Regions from separate parts of the Mus musculus genome. Here region 2 is linked to region 1. The links are chromatin loops, found by intact Hi-C in ENCODE. Cell type or tissue: left cerebral cortex. All regions are shown on one strand.

Evidence for each region. Hi-C counts contacts between places; a loop is a spot of excess contacts. Peaks named below come from ENCODE experiments on the same cell type or tissue, not always from the same donor. Only the 100,000 strongest peaks of a DNase experiment are listed, where the experiment ranks them.
Region 2: it touches region 1 in a loop (15-fold over the local background); 23 of 42 quality-filtered maps call a loop at or near these places.

The regions. Positions count from the first base shown.
Region 1 is chr9:15,491,169-15,496,168 of GRCm38, forward strand. Smco4 (single-pass membrane protein with coiled-coil domains 4) reads left to right here and starts at 2,264. Exons shown (of 3, transcript NM_001359604.1): 1 at 2,264-2,461. In left cerebral cortex, CTCF peaks have their summits at 2,315, 3,091 and 4,294 (motif pointing right); DNase peaks (open chromatin) are centred at 2,255 and 3,071; H3K4me3 peaks cover 1,568 bases; H3K27ac peaks cover 296 bases.
Region 2 is chr9:15,678,514-15,683,513 of GRCm38, forward strand. It overlaps the pseudogene Gm5119. Among named protein-coding and RNA genes, the nearest start is that of Gm35225, 9.8 kb to the left of the region's middle. In left cerebral cortex, a CTCF peak has its summit at 3,518 (motif pointing left); a DNase peak (open chromatin) is centred at 3,521.

The DNA.
Region 1 (5,000 bases):
ATTTTAGATTTGAAACCCTGGGTTACCTGTGGCTGACTCTGCCCAGGACTCACCCAGGTAGGACTTGGCTGTACTGCCAAGTTCTTCTCTCCTTGGGTCTTTCCTATATGTAGAGATTCTTTGTGGAAATCTTAAGGCAGCATAAGAACAAGGAGCAAGGCTCAAATTCTCAGCTCACAAGATCTCATAATATACTCACAGGTCAAAATGAGTGACATGGTCAGCATGGGAGGAGCCATCTGAGAGTGAGCATTCTTCCTTCAGGTCAGCAGAGAGGTTGTGAGGATGGCCCTTGACCTTTGGAAATCTGCAACTCTAACTTGTGAATGAAGGCCTTTTCACTAAGGTGCAAACAAGTACTTACCAAAGGCAAAGAAAGTTTGGAGTCACCTGGTAAGGGGCTGTTTCTCCAATACCCCATAAAAACACAACAGCCTTGGGAAGTTATATCCTGGACCCTGAGGCTTACAGATTTCATATGGAGCTGCATATGGTCCCCCTCTGCCCTAGATGGAGGACATCTGTGTGTGTCTCACTCACCAGAGCTCACACGTGAGGACAAGAACTTTGCTCACACAATTGTTTCTCTAACTCTAGGGCTCACAATACTAAAGAGATGATCCCTGTGTGCTTGCTATCTACACTGTGCCTTTATGAAACGGTCTGGTGCTCTAGAGATTGCCGCATAGACTGGGCCATTCCTTCTTACATGACCGGTCACAGAAGCTCTGGAGACAACCAGGTCAACAGTCTCAGCTCTTAACAAATCAGTGTGTTACCAGGACTCAGGGGAGGAGGGACTGAGACAGCTGTTTCCAAGGTTGACCTTGCTGGTCAGTGACTGAGCCACCACCTGTGGTGTTAAGGTTGTCCCCAGTGGGGGGAAAATAGCCTTCCTAGGAGCTGGAGAGAGCACAGAAGAACACTTGCTACTCCCCCAGGGGGCTTGAGTTTCACTCCCAGCACCCACAAGTGGCTCACAACCTCCTATAACTGCAATTCCAGGGGATCCAATGCCTCAAACAAAATTAACCTTAAAAAATAGCCTTTATTTCTTTCTGTGCGTATCCTCAAGTGCCTGAAGATGTGGAAATCAACTGTCTCTCCTCCATGGTTTGCTGTCTTGTTTTCTTGAGACAGGGTTTCCCACGGAACCTAGACCTCAGCCTTTGGCTAGGCTGGCTGGCCAGGGATCTGAATGTCTCCCCTAGGATTACACACACACACACACACACACACACACACACACACACACACACACACACACTCTCTCTCTCTCTCTCTCTCTCCCTCTCTCTCTCTCTCTCTCTCGATGTTATACCTAGGTTTTATGGGGGTGCAGGGATCTGAACTTAGGTGCTAACGCTTGGGTGGTAGGTACTTTACTGAGTCATCTCGTTAGATCCCCAGTAGTCTTCTTACATGTGTATTTTCGCCCTGCACTGGAAGAGTAACAATACGAATGAGTACCAGGCAGGGCTATGCTAAGCGCTGTATATGATCTCTGTATATCTTCAAATATAACACCGGCAAGTAGGTTTTTATGACTATACCAGGAAGAAGGTTTTATGACTCTTACGGATGAGTTCATTTTTGGCAAAAGGAGATTAGCTTTCCTAAGACGTCTCAACTTTTAAGAGGTTGATTTAAAACCCAAATGTGTTTGGCTAAAAGTCCTTAATAACATTTAGCTTAGGGCCTTATGGGGCTTTAATACTGATAAGGGACAAGGAGTCCCATTTTATTTATAACAAGCTGAACATTATAAATAAACAAACCCAGGTCAGAACATTCCCTTAGGGGAGGAGATCTGTGATTGTATTTTGTTTCCTCATAAACCCCAGGCACAGGTCACAGAACAAACTACCGCCATTGGACACTAACCTGTTCTCTAACCTGCGCCAGGTATGGATGTACTTAAGGGCTACCTGAACACAGTTCTTCAAGGGTGACCTCGTGGGGAAGCCAGTGCTTCTGGTCACAGTCCGCTTGACAGGGCGGGACCGCCATGTAGAACCTGATACCCATTTTCAAGAACAGGGACCCTAAACCTCCCCTTCTCCCCTCAACAATGGCGGAGGCGCATCTGAGTGCACCTGGCCTGTTAGCAGTGGAGCACGCAAGAAAGCACTTCGCTTTTGCAACCCAGACCGCCACCTGCCATTTACGGGTTCCCTGACACAGGGTGCTTCAGGCCTGGCTGCCTTCTGGGCGTGACCGCACGCGTGCGTCTCCTCCTCCGGCGGGCTAGGCGGCCTGGCCTGCCGGGCGTCCGCAGGGTGCAGGGTGCCGCGTGGCCCGGCCCCGCGTTAGGGTTAGGGAGCAGGATTCGGCTTCCCGGCGGCAGAGGGCGCCTGGAGCCGCGGTCCCGCGCCCCGGAGCCGCCCGCGAGGCGCGAGCAGAGGCGAGGCGGGCGAGCGGCGGCCCCTGCCACGTACCCGGCCGTGCGCGGCGGCGGCAGGTGGGCGCGGGGGCTGCGGGGACCGCGCGGCTCCGAGCGGGGCCTCCGCGTGCTGGTGCTGGGGGCAGGGGCGCCGCGGGTGGAGCGCGCTGGCGGGCGGGACGGCTCTGCGCTCACCGCTGCGCCTTCCGGGCCGGGCCGGGAAAAGTTGGGGCGGCGCGCTGGCCTCGGGGGCCGGGCGGGAAGTGCGGCGCGGGCGGCCGAGGCCCCGCGTGGGAAGGCGGCCCCGCGCGGACACGCGGGGACACGCGCGGCCCGCAGAGGGGCGCGCGTTTGCAGGTGGCGGCGGGTGGCGGAGAACCCAGCGGGGCGGCGGGGACGGGCTGGCCTCTTCCCCGCTGCGGCCCAGGGGCCCGGCCGAGAGTTGGGGGCCCCTCGTGGCGTTCGGGGTCCCCGTGGGGAAGGAGCTGAGCGTGGTTTGCTGCGTCGCGGGCTCCAGGACCACCCCTCCCGGTGCCTCCTCCACCTCACACTGCGGTGCGTTTGTCCTGGGGAAGTTGAGCGGGCCGCGGAGTGGACGGTATGTGCAGGGTGTTTGAAGAGAGTGGGATGGGACCGCATGAAGCACGCACACCCACCCAACCTCTCATTCCCGGCTCAGTGCGAAACTCCCGGCCCCCTAGCGTTTAAGAGATTCTCCGGGCTGGGCCAGCAGCTTCTCAAAGCTGCACAGCACATCTAGGCATAGTGTGTGGCTAGGAGACATGGCCTCTGATTTTCTGTCTGTCGCTGGCCACTTCCCAAACAAGGTTTCAACAGATGCCCGTGCGTTATTAGAACAACCTATGTGGTGCCCCTTGATGAACTTGATGGCCCGTCCCCAATACGCTTAGTATTCAAATCACCTCCATGCCTCCTTGAGTGCAGTGGAGCATAGCTGTGGGCCCAGGCCATGGGCCTCTTGAGTCGTTGCGAGAGTCTAGATGTGTCAGCAGGACATGACCTTGGGTGAGCCCTATGGACCTCAGTGTTCTAATCTGTGCAATAGGAGAAAAAAGCCAGATAATTTACAGAAGGCAGGAGGAGGTTTCCGAGGATAGCCTGAAGTGTAGCCTTGTCTGACGTGCAGTCTCTCATGTGTACAAATGTTTCTACTTGCCCCCAGAAAGAAATTAGGATAGCTTTGAAGAAAACAGGAGCTAAAAAGATTGAACACACAAAGCAAGAAAGTCGTAACTGGTACTAGGTGTACGTTGGAGTGCTGTACTCACGAAGGTAGTGGGTATTATGGGCTACTGGTCTTTGCTATAAAGTCGCTTCTAGAGCTGAGACCATACTGAACATGCCATCCATGGGCATGAATTGCTTCTTATTGTAGCGTTCAAGCCTGGGGTGGTCGCTCAGCTGGCTTGATGGGGCCCTTCCTGAGGGGCATGTCCACATCTCAGTATCCTGTGTAACGGCATCCTTGCTACCTCTTCTGGTCCAGCTATATGTAGTGGGCTGGCTTCCCAATTGCATGTGATGTTTCAAGCTGATTTCTTCCACATTCAAATAGTAAATATGTATGCATGAGGTACGCTTGGGTGCAGCCCACTACAAATAGTTTACATAATAGTGTATGCTTATTCCAGTAAGATGTAGTACTCTATCTTATTCCTCCGTTTCTTCTGGGGCAGCCTCTCACCCGGACTGGGGAAAGTTTTTTGGTCCTGAGGGCAATCGCAGTAATTGGGCTAAGCAGCTCATTAATGATCAAGCTTTAGTTTGTAAGGTGAGGGGGGATTTTCTCTCTCTCTCTCTCTCTCTCTCTCTCTTTCTTAGATTTATTTATTTATTTATTATATGTAAGTACACTGTTGCTATCTTCAGACACACCAGAAGAGGGCATCAGATCACATCACAGATGGTTGTGAGCCACCATGTGGTTGCTGGGATTTGAACTCAGGACCTCTGGAAGAGCAGTCAGTGCTCTTAACCATTGAGCTCTCTCTCCAACCCGAGGGGTGATTTTCTTGCTTTATCATAACTGAATGTTTTTCCCCTGCCCATTTCCATTTTCAGCTTTCAGAACCTACATCAGCTTTGATTTGACCATGTCATTCTCAGTAATCCTTGAAACAATTTTGTTAGTTCCTTGGAAGTGGCAGTAGATGACTATCTCTTCAGTTTAAGATGGTGGTGAAATGATACCTTAAAAACACAGGGCTTCACTAATTCCGTTCAGTCCTTAAAATATCCGTGATGTGTATATGCATGAATGTGACTATACAGAGACGGCTAGATTAGCAAGAACCATGTTTTCAGGACAGTTTCCACTTGAGCCTCTGATGCTCTTTAGGCTGTGTGAAGAAGAGTGGGCTTCAGTTTGCTGGCTTCCGAGGAAGCAAAGCCAAGAGGCACAGTTCTGTGTCACAGCAGTATCTCTGCACTCAGAGAGCCGATCGCAGTGATGGGAAAGGAATTCCTGTTAGTGTACAAGGTTATGACCTCTCACTGAGAACATGAAGACAGGCAACGTGCTCTCTGACCCAGGATGCTGGGCCCTAGGCACTGTAGGGCTCTCTGGACTCAGCCTAGGAAGCAATCCTGGAAGTTT
Region 2 (5,000 bases), 190 kb after region 1:
TTAATAGGAAAAGAAGCAAGGAATGGCAGGCCCAGAACAAATTCCTACTGTGTTGCCAATGGTTTCATTATTAAGATGAAATGGTTCCTCTGTATGTTCATCGTCTGAGCGGCAGACATGCAGCCTCAGTGTTCCCATCCCTGCATCATATCTGGCTGTGTCTCCAGCTACTGCAGAGCAGGTGGCTGCTCATGAGATCAACATTTCTATTCTGTATCATGCTGAGATTTTATTCTGAGCTGTTTCTCTCGGGCGTTCAGAATCCTTTCCTCTAATAATATCAACTAAACAGGCTGTGGCGCAGTGGAGAACCTTGACGAGGAGGTGGTGGCACATTCTCCCTAGAGCATTCAAAGACAGAGAAAACAGAGAAAAGGGGTTGGGGCTCAGTGTGTAATGCTAGTATGTGCATAATGGGGGTGTCATGTGTATGTGTGTATTAGTATACACACACACACATACACACACACACACACACACACACACACACACACACGCGCGCGCGCGCGCGCGCGCGCGCGCGCACATGTACACAAGCACGCATGCTCACATACCAGAGGTTGACATTGGGCTGTCTTCATCTATGACTTTCCCTAGTTTATTTTTTGAAACATGGACTCTTTACTGAGCCCAAAGCTCACTGATTCAGCAAGGATGGCTGACTAGAGGATTCTTGGACATTACAAGTCTTTACATTTTTAAATTCCACCTGTCTCTGTTCATCTAGCACTGGGATTACAGTTAAGTCCAGTTTTACATTGGTTCTGGGGATCTGTATGTAGGTCCCTGTGCTTGCTGAGGACACCGAGCCATCTCTGCTACCTGTAACTGGGGCTCTGAAGGATGCATTTATAGTGTTGGGGGTGTTTTGTGGAGAAAGTGAAGAGATCCGTGAGCTAAAAGTACCAAATATCAGGTATTTTCATAACAGTACTTGGGTTTTTTGTTGGTCAGTTATCAACATAAGAAATATTGAGAATGACACATGTATACAGTAGGTGCCAAGCAAATGGTCTCCAAATGAAAAGGTTAAAAAGAGGCCGACACAGATGTTTGCTGTTATCATACAGGGGCCTTGATAAGTCATAGGATTTGAGAACGCAGAGACTTATGGTGCTTCTTCTTTGTCTACTGCCTTCACAACTAGCTTCAGGTCAAACACTTTAAGACCTCAGAATTGAATTTGAGGGCAGGATGAAAGAGAAAGATGTGATAACTCCCGGATGGGTGCCTCTTAAGGACAGCAGTGCTTTCTAGACTAATGGAGAGCTACGGAATGATTTTTTTTAAAGCTAAAACGCTATCATGGGAGAATTGGAATAGCCCCCAGAAGTCATTTATCATGTCATCTTTCTGGCTGAGGAATACAGAAATCACCAGTTGATGATAAAAATCTTCTATGTTTATACAGGCCTTCCATTCCCAAGGAGATCTCAAAGACACGATCTTCATTAAGTCTCATAGAATGTAAGCATGGTCATGAGCTGTTTGACTTTGGGACCCACCTTGAGATGCACATTGTCTAAATTTTTGTTGTGGTAACATTACATAATACTCTTACACTTCAAATGGTAGAGCCTCTGACATGACACACTTGGTCTCTGTGGCAAAGTCTATACATTGGTCTTTGATATGGATCTTACTGCACTCCTGGTCTTTGAGTAAAATCCACTGTACCTCTGGTCTCTGAGGTAAAGTCCAAGTCACCCCTGGTCTCTGAGGTAAAGTCCACTGCACCTATGATCTCTGAGGTAAAGTCTACTGTATTCCTGTCAAGTCACCCCTGGTCTCTGAGGTAAAGTCCACTGCACCTATGGTCTCTAAGGTAAAGTCTGCTGTATTCCTGTCAAGTCACCCCTTGTCTCTGAGGTAAAGTCCACTGCACCTATGATCTCTGAGGTAAAGTCTGCTGTATTCCTCGTCTCAGAGGTGTTGCTCACTGCACTGGTCTTTGAAGTAAAGTTCGCTACACTCTTGATCTGTGTAGTGCAGACCATTACTTCCAGGCTACAAACCTGGTTTGTATGCTATTGTGTAGACTATAAGCCATGTCAAGTATTTGTGTATCTAAACATATTAAACATAGAAATGAAAGTCACAAGGGTAGCTATTTTTTAGCTCCATTATGATGGTAATGGAGCACAACCTATTGGTTGTTGTTGATTAAAATGTCATTATGTGGTGCATGACCATTTTCTGAGACTCAAAGTAAGTTCTGAATTTCTAAATTCTTATCACCTTGCAGCTTGGTTACTTGAAGACAGAAACACAGAAGTATCTTGGAAAGCGTCCTCTCAAAGACACACATCTGTTTATTATAGGAAGGGTTTGCAGGGCCAGCTGGTGCTTGCTTTTTTGAAGCTGCCAATCAGCCAGTGTTCTTTTGGAAATCTTTTCCCCTCTCTTCCCATACAAGAAGAATCACAGAGGTGCTCGGGTGGAGAGATTGAGCAGAGGGGCTAACCTTGGAGTGGCCTGACCTGGAGGTGTCTTTCCAGGGACAGGGGAGGGCAGGGCACCTGTGTACTCTGGGCCTCACTTAGCAGTGAGACACTCCTGGTGGGCAGTTTTGAGATGAGAGGTGCAGCAGGCAGGGCAGAGCAATACTGGAGACAGGTGCTGGTATAATCTGGGCAGCACAATGGCCCAACTGGCAAGGACAGCTCGCAGCTCCCCTGTAAAGGAGACAGTGGGAGGGCTGCAGGCCTTTCCTTCTCACTTCCCCAGGGGTACTTGCCATAGAACTTTGGTATGGCCTTTAGGAGCCAAAAGCTTGGTAAACTGATATTTTTCTTTGGTTTAGAAAAATACAGACAGTGTGTGTGTGTGTGTGTGTGTGTGTGCGTGTGTGTGTGCTGCAGGCACTATGGAACCCTCATTCCCCTTCATTCAGTAGCGTTTATGAGCTTCCTACCATAAGCACAACTTTAATGATGGATGCTGGGGATGTGATTCGGGACTGGACAGAAGCCCCTCCTGTCAGAGCATCTTGTTCCATCTGGAAGGAAATGAAAAAGCGAATCAAGGAACAATAACATAAGAGAGACACACAGGAAAAAAAAAAAAAGAGAGACACACAGGGAACTGAGGTGCCACAGAACAGGGTCATACAACCCGACTGAAGGGCCAGAGCCAGCAATTAGGATGGAAGCCACGTTTAAGATGAGATTTGAAGACTTTGTCTTGCTTTATGTGACCCTCCATTTCCACCACTGCAGCACTCAGTGCTGACTGCAGTAACAAGTCACCTCTCTTTGACTGGGCATTTAAACCCCAGGTCCTGGGGCAGAATATAAATTATTAAAACCAAAGATAAATCTTGTATCCCCCTGTACCTGAGCTTTTATGTATAGTAGGTTATAAAGTGACACACACACACACACTAGTCTGAAGAACTGGGAACAGAGTCCTTCAGAAACACCAGCATTCACTCACAGCAGGCCCAGCATCAGCAGGCCATGTTGAGCATCTTTGCAGTCCTGCAGGTACCAGCAGCTGCTAATTAAGGCCACACTGCCACCATGAGGACAGTCTGCCTAGTGTCTGTCAGGATTAGGATCCTTGAGACCCAAGCCTGCTTGGAAGCCCAGCTTCCTGCTGGAGAGAGTAGTGACTGTGTAGAAGGGAAAGGCTTACCTACTCCAGGGGCCCCTCCCTCTGGCTGTCCCAGCCTCATCCAGGCAAGGGCAGAGGGTCTTTTTGTAAGTGTGCATGTACAGTACAGACCAGGGAGTCAGGCAGAAGAAGGCACATTCCCTCTCTCTGCACTGCAAGGCTGTCTTCTCTTGGACTCCTGCTGGCCCACCCCTCCCACCTCCCACCGCAGGCTTGCATAGCTGACTTTGACACACTGTTGAAATCAAAGAATGCCATGTGATGAATTGGCAGACTTCAAAGCTCTGCTGTATACTCGAAACACACTATCCCTAAATCTTATGTCTGGAAAGAGGCATTTTCCCAGTGTAAAAGCAAACGGAAGCATACACATTCAGTGTTGGGAGTAAGGGTGTGTGCAGCAACTTGCAAACTATGTTTTGTGGATTTTAGGATCAGCCAAGCAAGTGTAGAGTCTTCCAGAAATGGAGTTTCCTGTTGGGAAAATTAAAGAGGTTTATAGAATGTGGGATTAAGAAAGGACTTTTTATGGACTGGAGCACCAAAACAAAACAAAACAAAACAAAACAAAAAAAAACACTTGCTCTTGAATCAGCTGAGTCCCCAGGCTTGGCGGCCCAAGTCTCTCTCTCTCTCTCTCTCTCTCTCTCTGTGTGTGTGTGTGTGTGTGTGTGTGTGTGTGTGTGTGTGTGTGTGTCTGTAGAGCTTCTGCATGGCCACTTAGGAGGCCTTAGAGGGTGGGCAGAATTTTTGGTAGACGCCATGCCATCACCATGGACAAGGGTGACCCCAACAAGCCACGGGGCAAAATGTCCTCGTATGCCTTCTTCGTGCAGACCTGCTGGGAGGAGCACAAGAAGAAGCATCCCGATTCGTCGGTTAACTTCGCTGAGTTCTCCAAGAAATGCTTCGAGAGATGGAAGACCATGTCTGCAAACGAAAAGTCGAAGTTTGAAGATTTGGCCAAGAGCGACAAAGCTGGTTATGACAGGGAGATGAAGAACAATGTTCCTCCCAAAGGTGATAAGACAGGAAAGAAAAAAGATCCAAATGTTTTGAAGAGACTGCCATCTGCCTTCTTTATGTTTTGCTCTGAACATTGCCCAAAAATCAAAAGTGAACACCCTTGCCTGTCTATTGGAGATACTGCAAAGAAACTGGGTATGATGTGGTCTGAACAATTTGCCAAAGATAAACAACTGAATGAGCAGAAAGTAGCTAAACTAAAGGAGACATGTGAAAAGGATATTGCTGCATACCATGGCGAGGGCAAAAGTGAAACAGGAAAGAAGGGTTCTGGTAGGCCAGTGGGCTCAAAGAAGAAGACTGGAGGAAGAGGAGGAGGAGGAAGAGAAGGAGGAGGAGGAAGATGATGAAGAGGGAGA